Regions from separate parts of the Homo sapiens genome. Here region 2 is linked to region 1. A link is a contact called in ENCODE POLR2A ChIA-PET data. All regions are on one chromosome and are shown on one strand. The core of a region is the stretch at or near the end of the contact, and the rest is flanking DNA. Distances in the headings are between cores, read along the strand shown. Region 1 holds the start of KBTBD4 (kelch repeat and BTB domain containing 4). Region 2 overlaps PTPRJ (protein tyrosine phosphatase receptor type J).

Region 1 (3,068 bases), core at 569-3,068:
AACAGCTAACTTCAGCTGGAGTCACCTGGTTTAATGCTGAGAGAAAAGTCCAAGCTTGGGATGGAGGAATCTGTAGTTTCTTTGAAACAAGTCTGCCCACTCCCACATGCCCTGCGAACATGGTTCTTTCTTGACCCAGACCCAAATAACATTAGTAAGTATTACCTGAACTTGTTGGACATACTTGGGCAAGATTTCAGCCACATACTCTCCAAAAGCTGAGAGCTGCTTGTGGGCCACATCATTCCGTGGTCTGACAGTGGCTGGAAGGAAAAGGCATATTTAAAAAAGAAATGGAGAAGGCAAAAGCCAGCCCTGCATGCAGTCTCTTAGGCTTGTAAGGGATGTCAAATCCAGGAAAGGCTCCCTGAAGCACCTTGAGAAAGGTGCATGTGAAAGGTTTCCCTTCTAGGGAATACAGTGATGAAAACTTGGGGAAAGTGCCACCTTAACTACACGGTCCTCAGAAAGACTCTTACTATAGCAGCTGGGGTGTTCACCTCTTCTCAAAATTACTCCACAGTTCTTCCCTCACATTGCCTGCATTTCTGCTAAAGCAGTAGTCTCAGTTCTCCTGTCAGACTAAGAGCTGTTTGAGGATGGGAACTGAACTTTTGCCTCTCTGTAGCTCCTTAGCACGCAAGTTTATACCAGGTTCTCAAGCTAAGAACTTCAGGGCTTGAAGATCCCTCACAGACTCTCTCTCTCCTTAAAAGTGTGTGTGTGTGTGTGTGTCAATGAGAAAACTGAGGCCCAGGTGTGTGTGTGTGTGTGTGTGTGTGTGTGTGTGTGTGTGTGTGTGTCAATGAGAAAACCCAGGAAAGGAGAAATGCCAGGTCTCCTAACTCCCAGTCCGTGTATCTTGACTGTAACATAATATGTACATACTCATTCATGCAACCCTAAACCACTGAGCAATCACACATCACAAGCTACAGAATAATGGTTAGGTGTTTCTGCCTCTGGCAGCAGGCAGGCCTACTTTGTCATTCACTAGGTCTTTGACCCTGGGCAGTTTAATTCTTTGGACTGTTTCCTGATCTATAGTAAGAAGAGTAAGATGCTATCTACCCCATAAGGCTGTTGTGAGGACGAAATAAGATCATTCACTAAAACGCTTAGCGAGGTTCCAGGCACACATTAAGCACTCAATTAACGCTAGGTACTATTATTACAGGGCTCTGAGGCCTAAAGGTTATATTGCTTGCTTTCAAAGAGCTGACAGTTTAATCAGACAAAAAGGGGATGATTGAAATGGACAAGGAACAATCAGGGCCATAACAGGCCTAAGGGCACAGGGAGGGCTCGATTCTGCATGCAGGGTGAAGACCACTGCAAGTCAGATCTCCAAGATTTGCCAGGAGGACGTAGGGAAGGGCATCCTAGGGCAAGGACAGGCATCTAAGGGGCCCCGCCGATAGTTCAGAGAAGAGCGCTGCCCGCACATACTCACGGCGCGTGTCGGCCCCGGCGCTCTCCCGCCTCACCGGCAGCAACAGAACGGAGGGTCGCCCAGTCCCTGCACAGGGAGATAAAAGGCACAGACGCGCGGGATGAGCCCTGAGGAGCTCTCTGCACTGGGCACGCCGCTGCGCCTGACCCCGGTCTCAGCTGGCTGCCCGTGCTCACCCCTGGTCAGCGCCGAGGCCCCCAAGATCCCGCGCCACCACAGCCTGGCTACCGCCGCCGCCGCCATGTTACTCAGATGCAGACTAGGCAGCGGACGGAAAGACAGCAGGACACGGAGCCCCAAGGGCACGGACCGGAAACGGAAGTGTGCAGCAGATCTTCTTCCGGGCGGACGTGGAGCCGGAAGCGGAGGTTCCGGGCTCCGGGATGAAAGGAGGGAACGCAGGTGAGAAAGCGAGACAGGCAGGTAGGGAAATCGTGAGGTGAGCGTGGTCCTAGCTCCTTGTGGCAGAGCCTAGAGAGAAGGCGAGGACGCTGAAGAACCAGGCGGGTGAGAGGAGGGGAGGGGGCGGGCGTTTTGGGTTCTACGCTACACACCCCTCCCCCGCTCTCTGAGCCAAGCTTTTGACGAGGGCGGGCGGGCCTGAGCGGGAAGAACGGTTTCCCTGGCGACCGTTTCCAAGACGACTCAAGGTGGAGCGGGGACATTGCACAGGGTGATGGGCCTCCCAGTGCCCCGGCCTGGGGGCGGATGGACTCAAGTTCTGGGACGCAGCCATAGGGAGTCTTTCGAGCGAGCGGGGAAGTGTGGGGGAAGCAGCTCAGAAGAGAGCAAATGTAAGACCCACGGATATCCCAGGCTAGGCTTCATATGGAGCGTCTTAACTCCATGCGCTGGGAAGGAGAGGACCTGGCCACTAGGCCGGGGCCAGGGGTCCTTTTTGTCTGATTCTACTGCCCCTGAGCTTCACTAGTTTTATGCCCCAGTTATTTGGTTAGTAAGGCTTTTACGATCACAGGCCTCTCCCAGCCCTTTGCTTTCATATATTGACCTAAATCCCAAGTCTTTTGTTAACATTATGGAAAGGAATTATTCCGTGTTTTCTCAGGAAAACACCCAGAGTTGGAACTTTTATTTATATCATTAGCGGAGGGGCGCCACTGGGGATAACGAACCCAGATTTGGTTAAAGGATAGCGTCAGGGACATCATGGACAGGGCCAGGACTAAGGCCAATCTGGACCCACTTTGCTCTCACTTCTTCCTTTTCCCTCCCTGAGTTGGACAGTTGGATTCACAGACTATGGCTGTGAATTCCTCAGGTTACTCAAGATGGTGTTGCTTTGCAGACAGCTGGCAGAGAGAGAAGTTGGCTAGCATGGAATCACCAGAGGAGCCTGGAGCATCCATGGATGAGAACTACTTTGTGAACTACACTTTCAAAGATCGGTCACATTCAGGCCGTGTGGCTCAAGGCATCATGAAACTGTGTCTAGAGGAGGAGCTCTTTGCTGATGTCACCATTTCGGTGGAAGGCCGGGAGTTTCAGCTCCATCGGCTGGTCCTCTCAGCTCAGAGCTGCTTCTTCCGATCCATGTTCACTTCCAACCTGAAGGAGGCCCACAACCGGGTGATTGTGCTGCAGGATGTCAGCGAGT
Region 2 (5,677 bases), core at 2,037-4,536, 440 kb before region 1:
GAAGAAAGTGCAGCATGTCTTGGGAACACCCGGCTGTCTGAGGCAGATGCAGCCTGGGCAGTCTGGAGGGATTCAGGGGGAGGGAACACTGGACTGCTAAGCTGAGGCCACACATAGGAGCTGACGCGCCATTTAGAGCGCCTAAAGGGCACTTGTAAGGAAGGTATGGAAGACCTTGAATGCCAGACAGGGAAATTTGGACTTAAGCTGTAGGGAGCAGTGGAGAGTCCTTGGAGGTGCAGGAAGGGAAGGAGACAAGGAACAGAAGGCTTTCTGGTGGGCAAAGAACTTGACCTTCGCCTCCTTGATACCAACTTTTGGCACCTGCTCTGCCTGCTCTGCATGTCATGTTCATTTCTGTGGCAATTCCGGTATCTGACCATCTGGATGGTGACTAACACCCACCTATTCTGACCCTATGGCAGGTGTTATGTCCCCTGGTGGCCTCCGGCATACACCAGCCCTGCCTACTGCTCAGAGGCCAGCAGGCATGATTTTATAGTTGAATTGGTTGCCAACTTTTAAAAATTAGGGGACATCACTTAACCTGGGTTTTCTGGGGCTGTACTTTCACATCGCAAGAAGCCGACTGGCAGCTGCTCCCTTTGGGTAGAACATGTAACCTCCAGTTTCCAATGGGGGCACCTCTTTTTAATCTCTAGGACTGAGAATAAACAGCAACTGCCCATTTATCATTTCACCAGGCTGCCCGAAAGGCCTCTGAGTTTGCAAGCCACAGCCACATTTAGCTTAGATGTATGCCCCCCCTAGATTCCAGGTCCCTCCAGGCCCAGGTGCTAACCCCTTTCCCAGATCCCATAGCCTGCCCACAAGATCCAGCACCCCACTTATTCCCATATACTCTCAGGCCTGCCAGATGGCACTGCTGAAAGAAATGAGAAGGCCCCTTAGGGGATTAGGCAGCAAGCCTAGAAGAAATTTAATATACCTTTACTTTCCCTTCTATCACCCGAGAGCTCTGTAAACGCGACTGTTCCTGATTCCCTACTGTGTGGCAGGCCTTCTAAGCACAGCTCAAGAAATGCAGCTGAATGAGACAGGATCCCTGCCTTTGCTAGGCCTGGGGAGCTGGAAAAACTCCAGGTAGCCCTGGCGCAGATGCCACTCAGAATGAATGAAATGACAACACAGCTCATGCGTGAAACTCAGCAATCCACATACATTCTACAACCAAATGTTCAACACTCTCCAGCTAGTCAATGAGGCAGCAGGCACAGAGTTTCAAAACAGGGCTGATGTACAGTGCCTGACACTCATTCCCATTAGCAACGGCTGCTTGGGACAGATGCAAGGAAACTGACTCCACTACTTTGATCGTAGAAACAGTGAGAGAGATAGAAAAGAAAAGGTTGATCAGGGTAGAAAAATAGAAAAGAAATATAAGACCAGGCACAGTGGCTCACGCCTGTAATCCCAGCACTTTGGAAGGGCAAGGCAGGTGGATCACTTGAGGTCAGGAGTTCGAGACCAGCCCGACCAATATGGTGAAACCCTGCCTGTAGTAAAAATACAAAAATTAGCCGGCTGTGGTGGCATGCGTCTGTAGTCCCAGCTACTCGGGAGGCTGAGACAGGAGAATTCCTTGAACACAGGAGGCGGAGGTTGAAATAAGCAAAGATCACGCCATTGCACTCCAGCCTGGTCGTCAGAGTGAGACTCCATCTCAAAACAAAAAGAAAGAAAGAAAAAAAATGTAAGTGTGGTGCCTGTCTTCAATGAGCAAACAGTCTATTTGGGGAGCAGAACATGGAACCTTAGAGATTAATGAAGCCACTGACTGTAAGTGTGGGAGGAATGTGAATACAGGTGGGGGTCCAGGTGGGGGGCCTGCTGGATAAGGGGTGCTAACACTAGGTTTTCCTTTTTTTATATATATTTTTATTTTTTCACTTCCATCTCCTTTTCCTGATAAGCGTGGGGTTTTCCAAGAGGATTTTTGGATGGTGAGGTAGCCTAGGATGGCACACATAATCAAAATTCTGGTTTTGACCAAAAAAGTTGTGGATCTAATAAAAACTGGAATTGAAGAAATGATAAGAGATATTAAATTCCAATTTATTTATTTATTTATTTATTTATTTATTTATTTATTTATTTTTGAGTCCGAGTCTCACTCTGTCGCCTAGGCTGGAGTACAATGGTGTGATCTCGGCTCACTGCAATCTTTGCCTTCCAGGTTCAAGTGATTCTCCTACCTCAGCCTCACAAGTAGCTGGGACTACAGGCGCGCACCACCACACCCAGCTAATTTTTGTATTTTTAGTAGAGACGGGGTTTCACCATATTGGCTAGGGTGGTCTCGAACTCCTGACCTCACGATTGGCCTGCCTTGGCCTCCCAAAGTGCTGGGATTACAGGCATGAGCCACCGCACCCGGCCGGTAAATTCCCACTTTAATAAGAATGAAGTTCTAAAACCCAAAGAAAACTCTGATTCAGAAAGCCAAAGATTCATCCTGAGAATGGTTTTTCTACCTGGCAAGGCAGCTCCTCATCTCTAAGTGATCATACAAATGAATGAAGGGGCGTGCATGTCAGGGAAACTCATCGTGATTATTAGAATGGAAAGGAAAAACAAGACAAGAGGAGGAAGAGGTAGCAAGAATATGAACCACTGGCAGGCACCCTCTGGTTTAAGTTCTGGCAAACCTAACAGCTGTTTTGTTCAGGCTGCAGAGACTTCCAGCAAACTAAATTTCTACATCCTTAAGACACTCATTTTTCTCCTTGTTTTCTTACTCTTACTCTCTCGTCTACACTCTGGTTGCCTTATCCAAATAAGGATCTTGACACTTTATAACACGAAGCCATTTGTACCTCCCTAATAAGTAAATCAGCCCATACCATTTGGACAAAATTGTAACGGCTTTTACCCACCGCCCTATCCCACCCTATATTGAGTCCCATCCTGCACCGTGTGACTTGAGCCTTCAAATCCTTCTCCCCAGGCCCCACCAGGCCTATCCCCACCAGCTTCCCCTCAGCTCACCTACTTCCTCCTGCATCTTCCCAGAAAGAGTCCTTGGGTCATCTCATTCAGCCACTTCCACACTTCTTTGTTTATCAGAAACACACACACCGGCAAGAGAACCCTTTCTTCCCACAAACCAAAATCCAAAAATGAAATGAACCCACGCTGCTCTGGCTGAAGCAAGGATGGAGGTCCAGAAGCCTCTTTCACTTGGTCTTGGCACTACCCCCACATCCACCCCTTACCACAGTCTAAGAAAAGCACTGTGCAAGTCAAACTTCTTCATTTTACAGGTGTGAAATCAGCACCCCAGGGGAAAGGGTCTGGCCCAAGGACATACAGTGTTAGAAACAGGCCAGAAGCCAGGTTTCCAAACTCACCAGACCAGGACTCTTCTCATGGCCCCACGCTGCATCTTCATCATCTTAATTTTTTTTTTTTTTCTTGAGATGGAGTTTTGCTCGTGTTACTCAGGCTGGAATGCAATGGCACGATCTCGGCTCGCTGCAACCTCTGCCTCCCAGGTTCAAGCGATTCTCCTGCCTCAGCCTCCTGAGTAACTGGGATTACAGGCATGCACCACCAGGCCTGGCTAATTTTGTATTTTTAGTAGAGACGGGGTTTCTCCATGTTGGCCAGGCTGGTCTCGAACTCCTGACCTCAGGTGATCTGCCTGCCTCGGCCTCCCAAAGTGCTAGGATTTACAGGCATGAGCCACCGCGCCCGGACTTCATCATCTTATATACAACCAACACTTACATAAAATTTACCATGGGCCTGAGGCACCCCTCTTCGTAGACTAACACATTTAATTCCCACAATAATGTAATGACACAGGTTCTATTATTATCTCCATTTTACAGAGTAGGAAATTGAGGCACGGAGATTAAGTAACTTGACCAAGGTCACCCAACTGGTAAGCAGCAGAGCAGGGGTTTGAACTCAGGCAGCCAGGCTCCATGCCCATGTTTCTTAAAGAGTTTGCCAGAAGGAATCACTTGCTGCCTTAGGTCAGGAATGGCAATACCATATTACTAACCATCTGACAAGTGAAATAATGAAGTATATCATCCAGAGTTTCCCTTAAAAGGCAAAGCAAAGTCCAATAAAAATGAAAAAACAAAACAAAACAAAACAAAACCCACAGACAATTGCACTGGAGATGACAATGAAAGGCTCAAAGCGCTAGACTCATATTAAAGCATCTTTGTCAGATTTCTTTCTCAGGTGCTGCATGCTTGGGGGAGGAGGGGCAGGGTGCAGTGCTCCTTAATCTACACAATGGCTGAGGGGCAGGGTGCCGTGCTGGTTAATCTACACAATGGCTGAAATTTTACAACCCATTCTCAATGCATCTGTCCTTTGGACACACCCATTTTTGGCTTCCTTTCCAACCCTGATGCCCCAAAACCTGGGGCTTCCATAACATCTATTAGAAATGGCCTGCGTATAAACCTTAACCTCTTTTTTTATTTATTTTATTTTATTTTATTTATTTATTTATTTATTTATTTATTTATTTATTTATTTATTTTAGGGACGGAGTCTTGCTCTTGCCGCCCAGGCTGGAGTGCAATGGCGTGATCTTGGCTCACTGCAACCTCCGCCTCCTGGGTTCAAGCGATTCTCCTGCCTCAGCCTCCCCAGTAGCTGGGATTACAGGCACATGCCAACACGCCCGGCTAATTTTTGTATTTTTAGTAGAGACAGGGTTTCACCATGTTGGACAGGCTGGTCTCAAACTCCTGACCTCAGGTGATCCACCCATCTCTGCCTCCCAAAGTGCTGAGATTACAGGCGTGAGCCACCATGCCCAGCAGCTTAACCTTTTGTTAAGGGTTCTGGGCTGGGCTGTGGCCAGTCTACTCTCCTACCACAGAAGAGTAAAATGCCCTGCATTCTCTTAAAAAAGTAAGAAAAATAAAAATAAATCACTGGTAGCCAGCCTGCCCTTTTGGGGATCTTTCTCTATCTCCATCTGAGAATCTCTTTCTTCACCCAACTCTGACACATGCCCCTCAAAATAAAGTCAGATACTCTGAGGTGGACTGTCCAAATCCCTTGCTGCTTTTTGGTTTCATTCACTTGCCCACGGGCTGTTCTTAGTGCATTTGCCCATCCAAACGTGGGAGGGGCAGGAGGAAGAGTAGGGACATCCAGCATTGGGACCCAACTCAGTCCGTGATACTTCCAGAAGCTCCATGCTGGAAGCTGGCAACTGTGGAATCGACAGGCAGCTTCGCTTCAGAGGGTTTTGAGACCAGTACCTGCTCAGCTGCTAACCCACCTAGGGTAACTGAGCCATGTCCGGCTGCAGTCTGAGCCTTCACTCTGCCCCCGGACTGCACTGCGTTCATTTACGAGATCTCCAAATGTGAGTTTAATGGAGGCAGATGTACAAGGGTTCTCACAAGCCCAGGGAACTCAACTTCTAGAAGGAAACGGGGCCACACCAAACAAGATGATGGGGCAATCAAGAGATACTCCCATAACAGCAAGAAACAAAGAGCATTCACGCCTCCTATGCCAACGCCCTCCACCACCAACGCCAAAAATTTCCGTATTTCATAACACCAGCTGAGATAACTGACTCAAATCTGTCCACTTCCACATTTGCATACTGGGTTCTGACATTTGCCTACCACTGAACAGTCACCAAGTAAGACGCAAGGTGGAGACGTACCCA

The links. ChIA-PET counts read pairs that join two places held with the same protein, here RNA polymerase II (POLR2A).
Region 2: POLR2A ChIA-PET joins it to region 1 with 10 read pairs in activated B cell. The contact joins the enhancer-like site here to the promoter of KBTBD4 in region 1. POLR2A ChIA-PET finds 5 or more read pairs at or near these places in 4 of 52 experiments (B cell, Panc1, activated B cell and 1 more).

What each region holds. Positions count from the first base shown.
Region 1 is chr11:47,577,720-47,580,787 of GRCh38, reverse strand. It overlaps KBTBD4 (kelch repeat and BTB domain containing 4), which reads left to right and starts at 1,818. Exons shown (of 4, transcript NM_018095.6): 1 at 1,818-1,855; 2 at 2,760-3,068. The coding sequence starts at 1,837. NDUFS3 (NADH:ubiquinone oxidoreductase core subunit S3) reads right to left here and starts at 1,714. Exons shown (of 7, transcript NM_004551.3): 1 at 1,630-1,714; 2 at 1,454-1,519; 3 at 166-263. The coding sequence starts at 1,696. RefSeq lists a silencer at 1-199 and enhancers at 941-1,599, 1,668-1,907, 1,600-2,259.
Region 2 is chr11:48,020,225-48,025,901 of GRCh38, reverse strand. All of the region lies in intron 1 of PTPRJ (protein tyrosine phosphatase receptor type J), which reads right to left. Among named protein-coding and RNA genes, the nearest start is that of PTPRJ, 43 kb to the right of the region's middle. RefSeq lists an enhancer at 5,337-5,396. Within about 2 kb of position 3,286, at least 3 of the 41 ENCODE cell types and tissues checked have a DNase peak (open chromatin) inside an H3K27ac peak, as active enhancers do; they include B cell, where a contact is called at or near this core.